2 separate regions of the Homo sapiens genome follow, and region 2 is linked to region 1. Evidence: read pairs that join two places in POLR2A ChIA-PET (ENCODE). Cell type or tissue: GM12878. All regions are shown on one strand. Each heading gives the region's core, and the rest is flanking DNA. Links, peaks and the distances in the headings are about the cores only.

Region 1 (3,889 bases), core at 686-3,185:
GATAGGACCCAGAGCATATATATTTTAAAATTGCGCAAGTAAATATAATACCAGCCAGAGATGAGAATGGCTGGCAAACATTATGTACATACTCCTTTATGTGTATGGGCATGGTGGGGGCTCCTATAGATCACACATTGTCTTCCTTCCAGTGCTGTCTAGAAGCCTGTGTAATTTGAGATAATCCAGCCCAAGTGTGTGTGTGTGTGTGTGTGTGTGTGTGTGTGTGTGTGTGTGTGGAACAGAGAAGAGCAAGTATTTTCCCCTGGACCTTGGTAGTAAAGCTAAGAACTAAAAGACAGTAGTGGTATGGGTGGCTGGCTTGCTTGCTTTTCTCTTCTTTCTCAAACATAAATACACTTTTTAAAAATGCAAATACCATAGAAAACTTTGTATCATAATAAGCACTTGTAATAGTGGCATTAGGAGGGAGTTGAGATAGGAAAAGAGGTGTGGGGATTTGGGGTGAGAGTGGAAGCAGTCGTCTTTGGCACCAATAGAAAAAGTGGATGCAAGGACCCTAGAGACAAACTAGTATTGCTGTCTCCAAGGTTTGGCCTCTCGGCCATAGACCACCCATGTTTGTCACAGGTACTGTAGTGTTCATCTGTTTTTAAAATGTGAGGGCTAATGAAGTTTTGTTATTCTTACAAATGAAAACTAAGCTCTGTTGTTTTTTTCCCCTCTACTTCTTTCAGATCCCGGTCTCCAGAATCTCCCCCATGCCGTTTCATCCATCGCAGGTCTCTCCCAGGGCTCGTTTTCCAGTCTCCATCACTAGTCCTAACAGAACAGGAGCCAGAACTCTTGCAGACATCAAAGCAAAAGCCCAACTGGTCAAAGCACAGAGGGCAGCAGCTGCCGCTGCCGCCGCAGCTGCTGCAGCCGCCTCAGTTGGAGGGACCATTCCAGGACCTGGCCCAGGGGGTGGACAAGGTCCAGGAGAGGGTGGTGAAGGGCAGACTGCTAGAGGAGGCAGTCCAGGCTCAGACAGAGTCAGTGAAACTGGAAAGGGCCCCACACTGGAACTGGCAGGAACTGGAAGCAGGGGAGGTACGAGAGAGCTTTTACCCTGTGGTCCAGAGACTCAGCCCCAGTCTGAGACCAAGACCACCCCAAGCCAGGCACAGCCTCATAGTGTCTCTGGAGCACAACTACAGCAAACCCCCCCAGTGCCTCCAACACCTGCCGTCAGTGGAGCATGCACAAGTGTCCCATCACCAGCCCACATAGAGAAATTGGATAATGAAAAACTGAACCCCACCAGAGCAACAGCCACAGTGGCCTCTGTCAGCCATCCACAAGGGCCCAGTAGTTGCAGACAGGAGAAAGCACCTTCTCCAACAGGTCCTGCTCTAATCTCAGGTGCCTCACCTGTTCATTGTGCAGCTGATGGCACAGTTGAGCTCAAAGCAGGTCCTAGTAAGAATATACCTAACCCTTCAGCCTCATCAAAGACAGATGCTAGTGTGCCAGTGGCTGTAACTCCCTCCCCTTTAACATCTTTATTGACCACAGCCACTTTAGAAAAGCTTCCTGTACCCCAGGTCAGTGCAACTACAGCACCTGCTGGATCAGCTCCACCCTCGAGCACTTTGCCAGCAGCTTCTAGCCTTAAAACCCCAGGAACTTCTTTAAACATGAATGGACCCACTTTAAGACCAACCTCTAGTATCCCTGCTAATAATCCTTTAGTGACTCAGCTGCTTCAAGGCAAAGATGTTCCCATGGAGCAAATTCTGCCTAAACCTCTCACCAAAGTTGAAATGAAAACGGTTCCACTGACTGCAAAAGAGGAAAGGGGGATGGGAGCGCTCATAGCTACCAACACAACAGAAAATAGCACCAGAGAGGAAGTTAATGAGAGACAGTCCCATCCAGCTACGCAGCAGCAGCTGGGCAAAACCTTGCAAAGTAAGCAGCTCCCCCAGGTTCCAAGGCCCCTTCAGCTCTTTTCAGCTAAGGAGCTGAGGGACTCCAGCATTGACACACACCAATACCACGAAGGACTAAGTAAAGCAACCCAAGATCAGATCCTTCAGACTCTCATTCAGAGGGTTCGGAGGCAGAATCTTCTCTCAGTTGTGCCGCCCTCACAGTTCAACTTCGCTCACTCAGGTTTCCAGCTGGAAGACATCTCCACAAGCCAGAGGTTCATGCTGGGTTTTGCTGGCAGAAGGACATCCAAACCTGCAATGGCAGGGCACTACTTACTGAATATTTCTACCTACGGCCGGGGCTCAGAGAGCTTTAGGAGGACCCATTCTGTAAACCCTGAAGATCGTTTTTGTCTAAGCAGCCCCACTGAAGCCTTGAAAATGGGATATACAGACTGTAAAAATGCAACAGGAGAGAGTAGCAGCAGCAAAGAAGATGACACTGATGAGGAAAGTACTGGTGATGAGCAGGAATCTGTCACAGTGAAAGAGGAGCCCCAGGTTTCCCAGAGTGCTGGCAAGGGTGACACAAGTTCAGGACCTCACAGCAGGGAAACTCTATCTACCAGTGATTGCTTAGCTAGCAAGAATGTGAAGGCTGAGATACCATTGAATGAGCAAACCACTTTAAGTAAGGAGAATTACCTGTTCACTAGAGGCCAAACATTTGATGAAAAGACCCTAGCCAGAGATTTAATTCAGGCAGCACAGAAGCAGATGGCTCATGCAGTGAGAGGTAAGGCAATCCGTAGCAGCCCCGAGCTTTTCAGTTCTACTGTTCTTCCTCTGCCTGCAGACAGCCCCACCCACCAGCCCCTACTCCTTCCACCCCTGCAAACCCCGAAGTTGTATGGAAGCCCCACCCAGATAGGGCCAAGCTATAGAGGCATGATCAATGTCTCCACCTCATCTGACATGGACCATAACTCTGCTGTACCAGGTAGCCAGGTATCTAGCAATGTAGGTGATGTCATGTCATTTTCAGTGACTGTCACTACCATCCCTGCTAGCCAAGCTATGAATCCCAGCAGCCATGGCCAGACCATTCCTGTTCAGGCGTTCTCCGAAGAGAACAGCATAGAGGGCACGCCTTCGAAATGTTACTGCCGCTTGAAAGCCATGATCATGTGCAAAGGCTGTGGCGCTTTCTGCCATGATGATTGCATCGGCCCCTCCAAACTGTGCGTCTCCTGCCTTGTCGTTCGGTAATGAGACTAGAAAGAGATACACTGTAAAGGAGGGGGAAGGGAAGGGTTGACCAGTTGGGTTTTTTGCGTCCTTTTGGAATCACAGAAATAAACAAGTAGGTTTCAGTTGTCTTCAGAGACAAATGTTACTTAATCAGGAATACAAAGTACAGATTTTTTACATTTTAGAGGAAGAGCACCTTGTATAGTAAGTCTAAGTCAAGCAAGACTTTGTGAATTTGTGACAAGTTTGCACTTACAAAATCATGTAAATATGTCACATTTTGTTTAACATTATTTTTCCAAGTGTTTAGGTAATAATGTATTACTTTGAATTCAGATTAATGTTCTACTACTTGTGACTGAGAAAAGTTTAATGCCGGCATGGTAAAAGGAAGCTGTCTCCCTTCTGACATTTCCTAGGAAGCTAGGAAAAGGAAAGTGAAGGAATGGTCTAAAGAAATGACCATTCACACTGATTTTGTCTGGACAGTCTGGCCGCAGGTTATTCATAGATTATTCAGCCTTTGCAGGACTTGGATTCAGGGTTTTACTCAGTCCCTTTACCTTAGGTGGAATCTTCTTAAATTGAAATTTTTGGTAAGGAATTCATTTCACAGGTAGTGTTTCAGACTCTGAAAGCCCTGACTTGGTTCTTGGCTTCTACTGTACTAGTTACTAGTTACTGGTACTGTTGCCAAGCAATCTGCTTGGAATTTGTGGATCCCTGCTGTTCCCTAATCCCACCCCCTGCCCTGAGACAGT
Region 2 (3,889 bases), core at 903-3,402, 270 kb before region 1:
GACCTTTTCTGTGTGTTGTGTGAAGAAATAATTCCTTTCACTGCTATGTAACATCCCATTTTATTTTATTTTATTTATTTTTCGAGATGGAGTTTCACTCTTGTTGCTCAGGCTGGATGGAGTACAATGGTGCAATCTTGGCTCACTGCAACCTCCGCCTCCCGGGTTCAAGCGATTCTCCTGCCTCAGCCTCCCAAGTAGCTGGGATTATAGGCATGCACCACCACAGCCAGCTAATTTTGTATTTTTTGTAGAGATGGGGTTTCTCCATGTTGGTCAGGCTGATCTCGAACTCCCGACCTCAGGTGATCCACCCAGCTAGGCCTCCCAAAGTGCTGGGATTACAGGCATGAGCCACCTCACCCGGCCTACATCTCATTTTATTTTATTTTATTTTATTTTTATTTATTTATTTATTTTGAGACGGAGTCTTGCTCTGTCACCCAGGCTGGAGTGCATTTGCGAGTTCTCGGCTCACTGCAAGCTCCGCCTCCCAGTTCACGCCATTCGCCTGCCTCAGCCTCCTGAGAAGGTGGGACTACAGGTGCCCCTACCACGTTCGGCTAATTTTTTGTATTTTTAATGGAGATGGGGTTTCACCGTGTTAGCCAGGATGGTCTCGATCTCCTGACCTCATGATCTGCCTGCCTTGGCCTCCCAAAGTGCTGGGATTACAGGCGTGAGCCACCGTGCCCAGCCATTTGTATTTTCTTGAGACGGAGTTGTGCTCTTATTGCCCAGGCTGGAGGGCAATGGCACAATCTCAGCTCACTGCAACCTCCACCTCCCGGGTTCAAGCAATTCTCCTGCCTCAGCCTCCCAAGTAGCTGTGATTACAGGCATGTGCCACCACACCCGGCTAATTTTGTATTTTTAGTAGAGATGGGGTTTCACCATGTTGGTCAGGCTGGTCTCGAACTCCTGACCTCAGGTGATCCACCCACCTTGGCCTCCCAAAGTGCTGGGATTACAAGCATGAGCCACTGTGCCCATCCCCATTTTATTAATATACCATATTATTCATCTATTCTAAGGTTGATGGGTATTTGAGTTGTTTCTAGTTTGGGGCTATTATAAATAGTGCTGCTGTGAACATTTTTGCACTTTTTTTGAAGCCTATGTATGTATGCATATTTCTAGGAGTACATGTGTATGTATTTCTAGGAACTGCTAGATCATGACTAGGTATCTCTTCTACTTTAGTAGATACCGCTAGTTTCCCAAAGTAGCTATCCAGTTTACACTCCCACTAGCAATGTATGAGAGTTCCAGTTGCTCCACATCTTCACCAACACTTAGTATTGTGTATTTTTCATCTTAGCTGTTCTAATGGACTTTACTTACATTACCTTTTAGAACACCCCACAGGCATAATAAAACTACCAAGCTTAATGAGCTGGCAATGTGCCAGTTCGAGACTCCTGTATGTCAGGTCTTCCATATGCATTCTGTTATGTTTGTGTTCACCAGGATTATATTTGGGCAGAATTTGAGAACTAAGTGTTAGATGTTGCACCATATAAAGAAATGGGGGGAGGAAAGGCAAACAAGGGCAGTTGTGGCAGGGGAAGCAATATGTGGAAAGGAAGGAAGTCATAAAAGGGCTTGGCTCGGGGCTGCCTGGTACAATTGTGCATGATTCTTGGAGTTGTTATTCACTCCTTTGTCTATGGGAATAGCACCTCCTGGAACTGTGCAGTGCACAACCTATGAAGCTGCACACAGCAGCCATGCCTGTCATGGTCAGGGATAAAAAGAACTTTGGTGTGTCTGGAAGGCAGGATGGGTAGGGTAGAGGAGCAGGAGAAGCCAGATTCAGAGATGGGGCAATATAACTGACTCAGCCTTTGTCAGATGTCAGAGGCTTCCTTTGAAACTCCACCCTACCATCAGCCCTCCCCTGCTAGCAGGATTGTACAAGCTTCCTCCTCTTGGATACCTCACCCCTCTGAACCAACAGAGCTGCCACTGAATTGGGGCTGAGGTGAACCCATGCCAGGAAGGAGAAATGCTGAGCAAGCCCTGGCTTGTCTTGCTTCATGACTCTGATTTCAACAAACTGAGGAACCAACACCCTGGCCTTCCCCTATCTTGGGCTTCCTCTTTGCCTACAGCTTCAGTGTACTATTCTGCCTGGGAAAACCAGATAAACTGGGGTGGGAAGCGGTGCCCCACCCACTCAACACCCTAGGTTTGTGTTACTGAGTCACCAGGGTGGTTTCTGAGGACACAAGAAAGTAACAGGAGAATCCTGGGGCTCCCAGGCATCATCCTCATGGCCTGCCAGAGTTAAGGGAACCCCTCTGAAAGAGATCCTTGGGTTGACACTCTTTTGTCTCCTCAGTACATTTTATTCCTGTATGTGGTGTCTTTTTGTTTGTTTGTTTGTTTGTTTGTTTTGGTTTTTTGTTGGTTTTTTTTTTGAGACTGAGTCTCACTTTGTCACCCAGGCTGGAGTGCAGTGGCACGATCTCAGCTCGCTGCAAACCTCCGCCTCCCGGATTCAAGTGATTCTCTTGTCTCAGCCTCCTGAGTAGCTGGGATTACAGGCATGCGCCACCATTCCCTGCTAAGTTTTGTATTTTTATTGGAGATGAGGTTTTGCCATATTGGCCAGACTGGTCTCAAACTCCTGACCTTAGGTGATCCACACACCTCGGCCTCTTAAAGTGCTGGGATTACAAGCATGAGCCACCATGCCCAGCCAGAAGATTACTTTTGGTTACTTTGTTTTAGAGACAGGGTCTTGCTATGTTGCCCTGCTGGTCTAAAACCCCTGGGCTCAAGCAATCCTCTCACCTTGGCCTCCTGAGTAGCTGGGACTGTAGGTATGCACACTGCACCCAGCTCAGAAGATCATTTTTAAAACAACCAACAAAGATGTACTGCAGACTTAAAATGTGTTCAACAGTGGGTTAGGCCCTTATAAGGAGTAGAGAACAATAGGCACAAGTTCTTCTCTCAAATAAGCTAATAACTAGAGAAAATTAAAATTAGCATGAACTCCCTGAGCAGACACCAGCTGGGAACAGTGAGAGTGTTAAACATGGCAGGAGGAGAGGAGGAGCTATCTTGAGACGCAACATTGTTTCCATTTCATCTGTAAGTGTTGATGATCCATGAGAGAATTGTCAAATAAACTGTAATATTCTTAAAAAAAAAAAAAAATAGAGGGCTGGGCGCAGTGGCTCACACCTGTAATCCCAGCACTTTGGGAGGCCCAGGTGGGCTGATTGCCTGAGGTCAGGAGTTCGAGACCAATCTGGCCAACATGGCGAAACCCTGTCTCTACTAAAAATGCAAAAAAATTTGCTGGACATGGTAGTGTGCGCCTGTAATCCCAGCTATTCAGGAGGCTGAGGCAGGAGAATTGCTTGAACCAGGTAGGTGGAGGTTGCAGTGAGCTGAGATTGCACCTCTGCACTCCAGCCTGGGCGACAGAGCAAGACTCTGTCACACACACACACACACACACACACACACACACCCACACACACACAAATGGAGATGAGGTCTCACTGTGCTGTCCAGGCTGCTCCTGAACTCCTAGGCTCAAATGATCTTCCTGCCTTGGCCTCCCAAAGTACTGGGATTACAAGTGTGAGCCACCATGCCCGGCTCAACTGTAATATTCCTAAAAAACAACCTAGACAATGAAAGACCATATCTAATTATTATTATTATTGAGATGGGATCTTACTCTGTCACCCAGGCTGGTGTGCAGTGGCACAATCTCGGCTCACTGCAATCTTTGCCTCCCGAGTTCAAGCTACTGTCCTGCCTCAGCCTTTTGAGTAGCTGGGATTACAGGCGCGCACCACCACGCCCAGCTAATTTTTGTATTTTTAGTAGAGATGGGGTTTTACCATGTTGGCCAGGCTGGTCTTGA

The links. ChIA-PET counts read pairs that join two places held together with the same protein. Peaks named below come from ENCODE experiments on the same cell type or tissue, not always from the same donor. Only the 100,000 strongest peaks of a DNase experiment are listed, where the experiment ranks them.
Region 2: POLR2A ChIA-PET joins it to region 1 with 8 read pairs; 1 of 35 experiments calls an interaction of 5 or more read pairs at or near these places.

What each region holds. Positions count from the first base shown.
Region 1 is chr2:25,741,286-25,745,174 of GRCh38, reverse strand. ASXL2 (ASXL transcriptional regulator 2) reads left to right here. Exons shown (of 13, transcript NM_018263.6): 13 at 699-3,889. The coding sequence ends at 3,146. Among named protein-coding and RNA genes, the nearest start is that of DTNB, 70 kb to the right of the region's middle. RefSeq lists an enhancer at 1,002-1,502. In GM12878, for the core only: no CTCF peak of the experiment used is centred there; a DNase peak (open chromatin) is centred at 1,904.
Region 2 is chr2:26,007,184-26,011,072 of GRCh38, reverse strand. No RefSeq gene overlaps it. Among named protein-coding and RNA genes, the nearest start is that of RAB10, 25 kb to the left of the region's middle. In GM12878, for the core only: no CTCF peak of the experiment used is centred there; a DNase peak (open chromatin) is centred at 2,054.